2 separate regions of the Homo sapiens genome follow, and region 2 is linked to region 1. Evidence: chromatin loops called from intact Hi-C (ENCODE). Cell type or tissue: OCI-LY7. All regions are shown on one strand. Each heading gives the region's core, and the rest is flanking DNA. Links, peaks and the distances in the headings are about the cores only.

Region 1 (6,470 bases), core at 2,235-4,734:
ATCCCTTGAGGGTAGGCGTGCTCTCTTGAAGTCTTGCCCACCCAGACTGATCACATGCGGTTCTGCTTTTCAGGCCCAGTGGCTGCCCTTGAGACATGACCCCTCCCTCCCTGAGTGGGAGACCCAGCTCCTAAGCAGGGCAAGCAGGCCTGGCCCTGGGGTGGCCCGAGGTCCCCTGCACCCATCTCCGAGGTGATCCTGCCTCTGAAGAGCCCTCCACCCCGTGCAGGCCCCTGGGTGTTAGCTGTCCCTGCTGGAACATGAGCTCTTCTAGAGCAGGCACTGTGTGTCTTGCATTCATGGGATGGACACTTTGGCACTTTTGCCTTACCCTCCCACCCCCAGTGAGGGAGGACTGGGCCTTCCTGGAGCAAGGGGCCACACGTCTTCCTCCTGAGGAGCTAGGATCCTAAGGAAAGCTATAGAGCACCATATTGGGTAGGGACAGAGAAACCACCCCTGAGAGAGAGGGAGACCACGGGCAGACACGGAGCCACGAGCACAGGCCCCAGAGCTGGGGTGGACACGGGCCACAGCACTGCCTGTCCCTGGGGAAGCCGCTGGGACTTCCAGGTGGTTTCAGGGGCACTAGCAGCCATGGGTGGTGAGAACTCCCTCCCACCTGTGCCCACGTGGCTTACACCTTCCACTCGGGAGCCGGTGGGACTTGCCTGGGGCCCGAGCACTTGGAGGGGCCACCTCCAGGGATGGCTCCGGTAACCCTCCGTCTCCCTGCAAGGCTGTCACCAGCCTTCTGATGCCCAGCCCTCTCCAGCACAGCCTGGCAGCCACCCTCGAAGCCCACCTCACAGCAGCCAGACCCCTCAGGCTCCAGGCGAGCACTCCAGGCCATGCGGCCTCACTGGGGAGTCTGGGCCCACTTGGGCAGGGGGAGGAGTGCGGAGAGGGCCCTGGGGCACCGCTTCATGCCAGGTGGGACTTGGGAGCTCCTGGCCTCAGAATATTCGGGGCCCCACCACTAGCTCCTTCAGACAGGGTGCGGCCATGTGGGAAGACCTCGCCACAGCAGCCCCATGGCTCCGGACCTGTGGTTCCGAGCGTGCATTGCAGGAGGTGAAAAGCATACCCCACCTCCACCCACCAGATGCCAGAAGCACCCCCACCCAGTGTCCCAGGCACTGTCAAACACCCCAGGGGGCAAGACTGCTCCTGTTAAAAAACCACCGCTTTAGAGGCAGGTAGGGAATTGGTCAATCCAAGATGGATAGCAGTGGCTTTTGCAAACTGTGGATGATCTAGGATTTTTAAATTGTTAAACATACATTTAAAAACACAAATTTTGGCTGGGCGCAGCGCCTCACTCCTGTAATCCCAGCACTTTGGGAGGCTGAGGTGGGCGGATCACCTGAGGTCAGGAGTTCGAGACCAGCCTGGCCAACATGGTGAAACCCCGTCTCTACTAAAAATAGAAAAAATTAGCTGGGTGTGTTGGCAGGTGCCTGTAATCCCAGCTACTTGGGAGGCTGAGGCAGGAGAATCGCTTGAACCCAGGAGGTAAAGGTTGCAGTGAGCCAAGATCGCGCCACTGTACTCCAGCCTAGGTGACAAGGGAGAAACTCTGTTTCAAAAACATAAAAACCAAAAAACCCACAAATTTGGCCAGGTGTGGTGGCTCACACCTATAATCCCAGCACTTTGGGAGGCCGAGGTGGAAGGAGAGCCTGAACCCGAGTTCGAGGCTAGCCTGGGCAACACAGTGACACCCTGTCTCTACAAAAAATAAAGAATGTGCCATTGTGACCATGTTGAAGTACACAATTCAGTGGCATTGTGTATTCCCGATGCTGTGCGTCCACCTCCAGATGAACGCAAAATGGAACCTCTGTCCCCACTAGACGCCAACTCCCCATTCCTCTCCCCCAGTCCCTAACAATCCCCATTCTCCTGTCTGTTTCTTGAATCTGACTACTTGAGGTGCCTCATGCAAGTGGAATTGTACAGTACAAAATGTGTCCTTTGTGACCGGCTCAATTCACGGAGCATAAGGACCTCAGGGTTCATCCCTGTTGTAGCATGTAACAGAATTCCCTTCCTCTTTAAGGCTGGATAATACTCCACGGTACACACACACCACATTTTGTTGATCCGTTCACTTATCGGTGGACGCTCGGCTCGCCTCCACCTTTTGCTATTTGAGTAATGCTGCTATGAACATGGGTGGAGAAATATCTCTTTGAGACTCTGCTTTCAATTCTCTTGGGTATTTTCCCAGAAGTGGAATTCCTGGAACATACGGTTCTATGTAGAATTTTAATTGATTTTAGAGACAAGATATTGCTCTGTCACTCAGGCTGGCGTGGAGTGGTGTGATCGTAGCTCACTGCAGCCTGGAACTCCTGGGCTCAAGCGATCCTCCTGCCTCAGCCTCCTGAGTAGCTGGGACTACAGGTGCCTAGGCCCGCCCAGGCGGGTCTTGAACTCCTGGCTTCAAGCAGTCCTCCTGCTTCACTCTCCCTAACAACTGTATAATTTTTCAAGGACCCATGACACTGTTCCCCACAGAAGCTGCACTATCTTACAGTCCCACCAGCAGTGTAGACGGCTTCCAGGGGCTCCATGTCCTCACCAACACGTGTTGTTTTCTGTTTTTGTTTTTTAAAATCATCATCATCCTAATGGATATCCAAGTCTTTAATATTCACCTTGAATCACCTTCTGGGTATATATGTGATAGGATCTCTGTCCTGCAGCTCAAATTCTTTCTGGGGAAGAGACCTGTGCATGAGAAACAGCTACTACTGGAATAGCCACTGCTTCCCTCCAGTCGTGGGAAACCTCCCACTGCAGGAGGGAAACTCGGCGGCTGAGGGCCGAGGGGCCAGGTGGGCTTTGCCAGGCAAATCTCCCTCGGCAGCTCAGGAAGGAGACCACGCTGGTGTCCAGGGGTCTGGCCCACCCTGAGACCACTCCCCTCCTGGCAGTGACCGCATCAGGATGCCGAGATGCCTGGGGCTCCATCCTGCAGTCACCTGTTAGAAGGACAGGACTGTGTGAGGCCTGAGGACCCAGGAGAGCAGGTGGAGGTCAGGAGGTGACAGTGGCAGGTGGGGGCCAGCCCTGCAGTAAGCTTCCCAGGCAGTGACTGGGCATGGGCTCTCCTGAAGGGGGTGCCTGCCTGGAGATGGCCCCTTCTGGCTGGCCGCCTGGAGGGAGGGTCCTCCAAGGAAGCCCACACAGCCAAGCTGGAGGGGCCACCTGGAAATGCCTCCGTGGGGTGCTAGGGTGCCCCCAGTTGCAAGTCTCTCTCATAACTAGGCTGTTTCTTTCCAGCACCCACCACACAGGGTGATGGGTGTCTTGGGATGTGCTCCTATGTGTTGGTGTCCACCTCCTGGCGGCCCATTTCCCACCTAGACCTTCCTCTGGGGCCTGAGCAGCAGCTCTTGTCCCCAGAGCTCGGGCCCTGCAGGCTCTCCCAGGAGGTGGCGGAGCAGGCAGGCTTTCAGATCGGTCAGCTGCATCTTAATAAAGCTGCTTGTTTTTCTTAGTCCCTTGAGACTTGACTTATTGTTATCAGAAGGGTGATTATTTGCATGGAAGTGGCTGTTTCCGTATTTTGCCTCAGCTCAACGCCCGTGCTCGTAAGCTCTGAATCCGTGGAGGAACAATGCCACCAGCTAGCGGCCACTCTGCGGTGCCCGGGCTTCCTGTGTAGCCCAGGCCTCGCCTGCAGCCCCAGCAGCACTCGGGTGCAGGAATCCCACCAGCCTGAGGCGACAGGGAAGGGGACCTGTGTCCTGCCAGTGACCCCGATTCTGTCCCTTATCACAAAGGCGGGCTGGAGAAGGGCGCCCGGCAGCTCCTGAGACCCAGCCCCGCGGTGAAGGTCCCTACCCTGCCCTGGGAAGACGTACTGCCTCATGGCTGAAGGTCCAAACCACAGCCATGAGCAACTGGGTAGACTGGGGACTGTTTTGTGGCCCTGCTGCTGTCACCATCTTCGTTCTGTGATGATGTCACAAGAAAAAAAGCTTGTCTTGGGGGAGTAATCCGGAAAACATATTCTGAGATAAAGGATGAATTCAGAAACGGAGGGGAAAAAAAAACTATTTGAGAAGAGGGCTGGGCACGGTGGCTCACGCTTGTAATGCCAGCAATTTGGGAGGCTGAGGCCAAAGGATCACTTGAGGCCAAGAGTTCAAGAGGCAGGAGTTCAAGACCAGCCTGGGCAACATAGCAAGACTCATATGTCTCTACAAAATATTAGCAGGGTGTGGTGGCACACGCCTGTAGTCCCAGCTAATCAGGAGGCTGAGTCTGGAGGATGGCTTGAGCCCCGGAGTTCGAGGCTACAGTGAGCCATGATCACACCACTGCACTCCAGCCTGGGCAACAGAGCAAGACCCTGTCTCAAAAAGAAAAAAAGGCCAACATGGTGAAACCCATGTCTACTAAAAAGACAAAAATTAGCCGGGCGTGGTGGCGGACATCTGTAATCCCGGTTACTTGGGAGGCTGAGGCAGGAGAATCGCTTGAACCCAGGAGGCGGAAGTTGCAGTGAACTGAGATTGTGCCACTGCACTCCAGCCTGGGCGACAGAGCAAGACTCTATCTCAAAAAACAAACAAAAAAACTGTTGAGAGGAACTGAAGCTAGAATGACAGAGGAATGAAGAGGAGATGGGGAAGACTAGGGATGTGCAGGGAGGAGTGTCCTGAGAAATGATGTGAATGAAGAGTAAGGTCCTGGAAGGACAGGGCCACTGTAAGGGCTGGAGACAGAAGCCGGAGTCACCACCTGCAAGAAAGTCACCCAGAGCAACATGCTGGCACCCAGCGTTGCCCGAGGCCACAGTGGGCGCACCGACATGGGCCTCAACTGCAGCACCCTGGCAACTGCCACTGCACCATGGTTTCATGTGCAGCCAAGATCCTTCAGTTAGGCTGAGACCCCCCACTTTGAATAAGAGAACACCAACTTCAGAGGTGTTGAAATGCAGGCAAAAAACCCTGTGCACCTCAGAACTGGTGAAATGGGGAGATGCACCCCAAAGCTTCTGGGGGTCTGCACTGCAGGAAGGGGGCCTGGGCTGGCCACAGAGCAGAGGATGCCAGTGGGGCCGGGAGGAGAGGATTACGTGCTTACTTTGTGCAATTGAAAGCTGATAGATAAAGCATGTTGACAATGCCATCACCCTTTATAATTAAGAAGATAATTTAATTACTGCTATTAAAAGCTAAGCCTCTCCCCCACATGGGCTGGTTTTAGCAAAATATTTCTGGTTCTGCTGTTTCCCACACACAGACCTGGCAGCGGTTAAAGAGAGACACTGAGTCTCCGGAGTTTCATCTGAGGAGCCCATCTGGTTTGAAGTAGTACAACAAGCAGGAAAGGGAATTGAATCAAAGGCACCAGTTGTGTTTTTTGAAATCCAGAAAATGTGTGAGGTAGCACCAAGGAAAAAGGTCTCATCCTGCCCTCCCTAGGCTTGGGTGCCACTATGCCAGGCTGGGGGGCCGTGCCCCCACCTGCTCCTTGGCCAGGCTCTGCAGGATGCTCCTTCAGGGCGGGGGGTGAAGGAGCTTGGCAAGGAGGAGAGGCAGGATGGTGCAGATGCTTGTGGACCCTGCCCGAGCACACCGCCTCATTGGAACCCACAGGGAGGAGAGAAGCAGGAATGAACGTCCCCGTGCCCATGGCTGACACAGGCCTCCACTGTTGACAGAGAGCTTCTCCACACAGGGCGGAGGTCAGCACCACAGCTGAAGGGAAAACTGAGTCTCTGGAACACAGAGTCTCTGGAACACGGGCCACATGCTCTCCCCTGGTGCCCAGCTCCTGGTTGGGTTGCACTGCCTGACACACTGGAGCCATCCCTTTCGTCCTAGAAGCAGCTCCTCACCCATCACTCTCCCTCCACCAGTGAGAGGTGAGGCTGCCTCTGCCCTTGGCAACTGTGGCTACGTGGAATTCTCTGGTATGCGGGTGCTTTGATCTGCGGCACACCTGGAGATCAGGGCCTCAGCCTCATACAACTGTCATCGCATGGATCCCACACACCCCATGGACTTCCCCAGCTGGAGGGTGCGCCGCAGGGTGGGGCCTGAAGCCCACCAGGCCAGGGTCTCATCTCCACCGGGCCAGGGTCTTGTCTTCCTCCGCAGCTCAAGGTGCCACCAAACAGACTCGCCTTGTCCCGCAGCCAAGCCCCCGCGTGCTCCTGCCTCTGCACCTCCAGTGCTTTCCTGGGTGAGAAGCCTCTCTGGGCAATGGAGTGCCCATTGTCCCTTCGACAAAGGGGCACATGCTGCAGAGGGCAGCCGTGGGGGGGTCTTCTGAAAACAGGGAGCGGGGCTACTGCAGGATCGTCCAGCTGCACCCCCAGGCCCTGGGGTCCTAGAACCCTTCCGTGGGATGCAGTGGTGTGAAGGGGGTGTGGATGGTCCCCACCCCCGCTTAGTCAAGAATCTATCTATTTCCTGCGTTGTGCATCTGTTGTTTTTGGAGAG
Region 2 (6,470 bases), core at 2,397-4,896, 120 kb before region 1:
GCAATCATCCTCGCCTTCCCTGGCCCTTGAGCAATTGCTTATTAAGGTTTCAGCACATAAATCCTACTTGTCACCTTCCAGGTTTAAGTCTTGGTATGTTTCTTTTCTTTTTTTTTTTTTTTTTGAGATGGAGTCTCGCTCTGTCGCCCAGGCTGGAGTGCAGTGGCAACCTCCGCCTCCCGGGTTCAAGCGATTCTCCTGCCTCAGCCTCCTGGGTAGCTGGGGCTACAGGCGCCCACCACTACACCTGACTAATTTTTGTATTTTTAGTAGAGACGGGGTTTCACCATGTAGGCCAGGATGGTCTCAATCTCCTGACCTTGTGATCCACCTGCCTTGGCCTCCCAAAGTACTGAGATTACAGGTGTGAGCCACCGCACCTGGCCAGTATGTATTTTTTCTTTAGCATATTAAATGTTTTGCTGCTTCAGGCTTTCCAGCTAGGTTTTTTTCTTTTTTTGCGTGTGAAACAGGGTCTCTCTCTGTTGCCTAGGAGGAGTGTGGTGGTGTGATCATAGCTCACTGCAGCCTCCACCTCCCAGGCTCAATCAATCTTCCCATCTCAGCCTTCTAAGTGCTGGGATTACAGGTTTGAGCTACTGTGCCCAGCCAAGCTAGTTTGTTGTTTTTAACATAAAAATGATATGGATTTGAAAGTTTTAAAAATTATGGTGACATACACATAACATCAAATTCATCATCTTAAGCATTTTAAAGTATATAGTTCAGTGGTGTTAAGTACGTTCATATTGTACAAGCAGCATGACCATCCATCTCTAGAACTTTTCCATTATCTCCAAACTGAGCTCTGTCCCCATTAAACACTCACTCCCTGCTGCCCGGGCACTCACCCTTCACTGTGTGTCTCTATGGATCTGACTCCTCGAGGGACTTCATGTAAGTAGAATCATGCAGTGTTTGTCCTTTTGTGACTGGCTCATTTCTCTTAGCACAATGTTTTCAGGGTGCATCCATGTTGCAGCATTTGTTAGAGTTAGCATTTGTGTAGCATGTGCCAGCATTTCCTTCCTGTTGAAGGCTGAGTTGTATGTGTGTCCATTATCTGTCAGTGGACACTTAGGTTGCTTCCGTCTTTTGGCTGTTGTGGATCATGCTGCTGTGAACATGGGTGTGCACAAGCCGCCTGTTTTCAGCACATAAAAATGACACAGAGTTTTTAAAGTTCTGTCCAGCCTTCTCGTGGCTTTCAGTGTTTCCCAGTGGGTCCCTTTGGGCCTGGCAGGTCATCACATGCCAGGAGTGGCATTTTGCAGGCCTTTCCAGAAGTCACATTTCGAAGGCTTCCAAAGACATCACCCTTCCAGTGCTGGGCAGAGGCCTGGGCGTTTCCCGGCCAGGCGTGGGCTGGCTACAACTTGCTGGGCACAGTCTGGTCTCACCTTCTTGCTCTCTGTCAGGTGTAGGTCCGGTTTTGCATGGGGCAGTGGCCGAGCAGGTGTGGGGAGTGTGGACACAGCCAGGGGATACCTGTGCCCAGGCCTGGGCCGGGGCTGTCTGACGGGACTGGCAAGGGGCAGCTGGAGCCAACAGGGATCGCCCAGACACTGCTCTGTCCCAGGCCTGCTGCAGAGGAGGCCATTGCAGATGGGCCGCCGCAAGGAGGGCTGCGGGTCCTCGTCAGGGTGGGTGGCGGCACACACAGCATGCCTGCTCAGATGTCCTACCCACCTCGGTGCCTGGCCGTCTAGTTTAGGCTCCTAGTTTTCCCAATCACCCTGTCAACTTGCATGTTGAAGGCGGGAGCAACCTAGTCAGTGTTGTTAGTTCTCCGAGGCCTTTCTGTGCTGAGCCTGGTCCGTTGTCCCCTGCGAGAGCCCAAGATCAGAGCCAGGGTCCCTCTCAGATCACCTGCCTCCACCTCCATCAGCTAACCGGGCTTGCGTGGGGCTGGCCAGGGGTCAGTGTCTCCTGGGGGAGGGCTCCCAGAGGCACAAGCTGTGTCATAGGGTGATGCACTTCTGAAGCAGTCACTCGGAATGGGAAATCAGAAAGGAAACCAGCCTGGAGCGGCTGAGGCTTCACTTTTGTGCAGTGGACACAAGCGCAGAGGTGATGACCGGGGAGGACCTGAGATGCCTGAGCGCACGCAGGGCTCTTGGCCCGGAGGTGATCAGTCAGCAAGAGCAATGTTCTCAGCCACGTTGTAAAAGTAGATTTTAAGTAAGTTTATTATGATAAACACTACGAAGGATTAGGTAACATTTTGGACTCTGGAGTGTACTGATGGTTCTCATCCTAAACTCCACTTTATTTTTCTTTCAAAATTTATCCTCCTACTGTCATTCCCAAATAAACTCCACTCTAAAGGGGAGGTGGCGAGTTTCTCCCTCCCACCGCGCCCTAGCCCTCCTCCTCTGTCTGCTGACACCTCCGTTCACCCACAGCATAAGGGAGCTGTTGCCATTGAACCGAGGGGCAGCCCTCGACCAAGCCCATAGGGATGTAGCAGACCAATGGGCCGGGGGCTGTGTCCCCGGAAAGCCGGGGCGTCAGCCTGGCAGGCAACAAGCGAGGCCCCTCCCTACTCAGCAGAGCTGCCGTGGCCTGCACGCCCATCCTCCCTTGCTAGGAGTCTGTTTTATTTTTTTGTACTTTCAAAATGAGCATCCCCCAGACAGTCTGCCTGGCATGATTGATGCTGGGGGTGGAAGCTTTTCACAGTCCTTGGCCTCTGACCCTGCTTCCCGAGGGCGGCGCGGCTTCTGCGCGCCTGCTGGGGGCCGCTCGGGCATGTGCTGACTTCGCTGCTGCTCAGAGCCAGGTTTTGTAAACATTCAGGAGCCACTTCCCAGGTCAGCAACTGCGAGCGTTTTCTGCTGGTTTGTACGATAAGCCTTTAACCAAGCTTTATTTCTACTTGCAATAAAGGATGATCCACTCTGGGAGGTTAAAATAAAGCGCCCTAGGGGCGGCACAGCTGGCAATGCCAACATCTCCGACTCTGCTTCCTGTACCGGGTGTGCACTACGTCCGCACAAGCTGGGCTCCGACAGGAAGGGGGGATGCCTCCGTGCCCGGTGCACACACACACAGAAGGGGCCCAGGTGCTGCACAGAGCTCCCGTGTGGGGCCGAGTGCTGGCCCTGCCCGTTGCCCGTGTGCCTGGCGCCTGGCCGCAGCTGGCGAGGACCATGGACATTGGCATTGCGAAGTGGGCCCTGCAGTCTGGAAGCAGAGGAGGACCAGAGCCCCTTCCTCGACGCAGCCTTGATCTCCACGTGGTGGATTAAACATATTAGCAGTTAAAGCAGTTAATTGCTGTGCAGGGGGCCCCCGCTCATTGTTTGTCTCTGAATCACCCGCCCACACCAGGTGTCTCAGATAATAGACTGGGAACTTCAGTGAGGAGGATTTCCTGTCTGCAGATGTGCCGATTACAGCGCTGAGTGAAGACAGTCAGCCAGCACTGCTGCGGGCTCGAATTCGCCCGCTGAGTTAACCAGTTGTGGCCTGAATCCCTGGCTGTCTAGGGGAGCAGGGCCAGGCTGGGGCATCCTGAGCAAACGCCTCCCAGTGCAGGGGCTTCTAAGTGCAGTTAAGTTTAGATTTGGTTTTAAAGAAGGGACAGACTGCCTCTGGACTGCAGCCCTGAAAAACTGGAAGTTGAGATCTTCATGTGCCCCTTTGGCGTCCCCAGCCCCTCTGGATGGTTCTCTGTCCCTCTCTTGAGGGTGAGATGCTGAAGGCTCTGGCGTATCCCTCCCTGCACCACAGGAGTCCTGCCCATGGCCAGAAGAGCCAGCAGACACAGGAGGGGACTCGCTAAACCTGGGGGTCCCACAGCCAGGCAGCTGTTGTGCCTGAGTGCCAGGGAGGGTGGCCACAGGTCTGCCTGGGGCCTTGTGATATGGCAGGTGAGACGAGACCCAGGGAAGGAATCCGTCTGGATCTTACCCCAGCCACTGAAGCTATTTCCTCTTTGGGCTTTATCTTAGATAACTCAGAGATGTCCACCTGTGTGTAAACCAGCATCAGAGCCTGAAACACAACATGCATGGAGCATGGGAGCTTGGCTTCCCGGCTTCCTCTTGGCACCACACAGAGGCCACCCCCACAGCCTGCCCCTGTATAGTCTCCCCCACGTGGCACGTGTGCCTGGACCACAGCCAGAGAGACTGGGGTGCCCAGGAGATGATGATGGGGGCTGGCGGTGCCCAGGAGGGGAGCTGTTGCCAGGGTGGGCTGCAGCCCTGGGCTCCTCTCTCCACCCAGGCACTGTTTGCTGGCATGTACACGGCAGGCAACTGTCTTTGCTCAGCTGTGCTCGGCTGATGGCTCCCGTACACCGCAGACTCAGCTACACAAGTCCCTGCGGATTGTCCCTCTGTTGAGTGCCAGGCAGCAGGAAAGGGCAGAAAGCAAGAACCAAGCTGGGGATGGGTGGGAGCATCCTAAGCCTGGTGAGAGGGAAGGGGCGGCTCCTCCTGGATGCCCTCTGTGCTGGTGTGGGTGCAGCTGGGGCTTAGGGGCCGCGGTGGGTGTGGATGCTGCCCGGGCGAGGGGGCTGCGGTGGGCCCATCAGGACTGCTCTCAGGGATGCGCCTTGCTGCAGCTGCGTGAAACCAAGTTTGTGGCTATGCTCTTCCCGGTGGGGATGGGCCCAGCAGTGACCCTGGCATCCACATGCCTCCATGCTCTCAGGGTGGAGTGGCCATCCCTGAGCAGGTGACACGGATCGGAGGCCCCTCTTTGATAGTCTAACACCTTTTTATTTTAGTGCAAATTTAGTTTGTAATTAATGACATCAAGAGAGACCCAAATCTGCCTCCATTGTGAGTTTGATATTTTTTGAAGTGGGGCCAAGATGAACATTCATGGAGCTCTTCCTATGAGCGGTGGCTGCGGCCTTCCCCTCCACACCACGTGGCCCCGGGCGTGCGCTGCTGCTCCTGAGACAGCACTGTTGGCTCAGCCCTAGCTCATGGTGGTGCTAACACCTCACAGAGGCCAGGCCAGAGTAGCAGGAGGCAGCGCCCTGTGCTTACCCACCAGCCTGGTGCCCCACGCTTGGCTTGAGGGCTAGTTCACACTTATGTCCAGAGCCCACAGCTATCTGACAGGCCAGCCGGCACCTGCATACATGGTTGTCCAACTGGGTCTTGTTACCATGACAAATTCAGTACTTAATGATTAGAACTGAGTGGAAACCAATTAAAAAAAAAAGAACAACATGGTGAAAAGTCTTCTAGAGATAGGTCAGCACCATTTATGCATATTACCATGCACCCTCTAATGTCTGCAGGTGCCCTGGGGCAGCCAACCTGTTACAATTGCAATTATGTTAACAATTGTTAAAGGGCCGGGTGAGGTGGCTCATGCCTGTAATCCCAACACTTTGGAATGCCAAGGTGGGAGGATCATTTGAGCCCAGGAGTTCAAGACCAGCCTGAGCAACAGAGTGAAACCTCTTTTCAAATAATTAATAATAATAATAATAATAATAATTGTTTTTTGTTTGTTTTTGAGACGGTGTCTAGCTCTGTTGCCCAGGTTGGAGTGCAGGAGCGCGATCTGGCTCACCGCAACCTCCACCTCCCGAATTCAAGCGATTCTCCTGCCTCAGCCTTCCAAGTAGCTGGGATTACAGGCACCCGCCACCGCGCCCAGCTAATTTTTGTATTTTTAGTAGAGACAGGGTTTCACTGTGTTAGCCAGGCTGGTCTCGAACTCCTGACGTCATGATCCGCCCGCCTCAGCCTCCCAAAGTGTTGGGATTACAGGCGTGAGCCACTGCACCCGGTCTAATAATAACTGTTAAAGCAATAATGACCACTCGCCACAGAGCACGCTCCTTCCTGGGGGTCCTCTGGGCCTGAGCTGGGGGCTGCGCCGTACTCCAAGGCTGACTGTGGGGTCTTACACATCATAATGCACATAGGCAGCTTGAGTAGGAAAGGCCCTTATGCTGCCTGAGGGGAAGCTCACCCCCACCCCCCAAGGAGCCGCCCTGGGTATGAGACATCCCTGGAACGGCCTAGGGGTCCCTGGTGGCTGCTGGCAGTCACAGCAAGTGGCCAATCAGGTCCCATTGAGGCCCAGGGGCTCACTCATTTATTCAACTAACATGGCGTCTCGATGGGACCTGAGGCCAGCAGGGCAGGTGCGTCCCCTTCCCCCTGGTGGGCTCATAGCTGCGGGTAGGGGCCCGGGGCTCATTGAGAAGGTGCGATTCCAGAAAAAAAAAAAAAAAGAAGATAAATATTTTAAAATAATAAGCTTCAAGAATCTAAGTCCAGTTCCAAAGGCATACGCTCCTCTGTGCCTGGTCCAAGGTGCCTCACTGGGGCAAGTGGCAGGCCAGGCCCCGTGAGGGTGGCTGGCTCTGGGGGCCACATGCCTCATGAGACAGTCGCCAGGTGGCCCACAGGGCCTGTGTGTGAAGCCGTGCCCGCCTCGCATCGCCCACCGGCCCTGGAGCCTCCCACTCCCACACCCTCGTCCTCAGGCGC

What was found. Peaks named below come from ENCODE experiments on the same cell type or tissue, not always from the same donor. Only the 100,000 strongest peaks of a DNase experiment are listed, where the experiment ranks them.
Region 2: a loop joins it to region 1, with 3 times the contacts of the local background. A loop is called at or near these places in 4 of 110 quality-filtered maps.

What each region holds. Positions count from the first base shown.
Region 1 is chr22:19,770,227-19,776,696 of GRCh38, reverse strand. It overlaps a transcript of TBX1 not described here. Among named protein-coding and RNA genes, the nearest start is that of TBX1, 13 kb to the right of the region's middle. RefSeq lists silencers at 1-158, 5,630-5,801. In OCI-LY7, for the core only: CTCF peaks have their summits at 3,411 (motif pointing right) and 3,610; a DNase peak (open chromatin) is centred at 3,546; H3K4me3 peaks cover 1,579 bases; H3K27ac peaks cover 2,022 bases.
Region 2 is chr22:19,888,624-19,895,093 of GRCh38, reverse strand. All of the region lies in intron 11 of TXNRD2 (thioredoxin reductase 2), which reads left to right. Among named protein-coding and RNA genes, the nearest start is that of RTL10, 37 kb to the right of the region's middle. RefSeq lists silencers at 1,999-2,203, 2,370-2,779 and enhancers at 2,504-3,012, 3,013-3,520, 3,521-4,029, 4,030-4,538. In OCI-LY7, for the core only: a CTCF peak has its summit at 3,581; DNase peaks (open chromatin) are centred at 2,593, 3,013, 3,343 and 3,913; H3K4me3 peaks cover 2,365 bases; H3K27ac peaks cover 2,500 bases.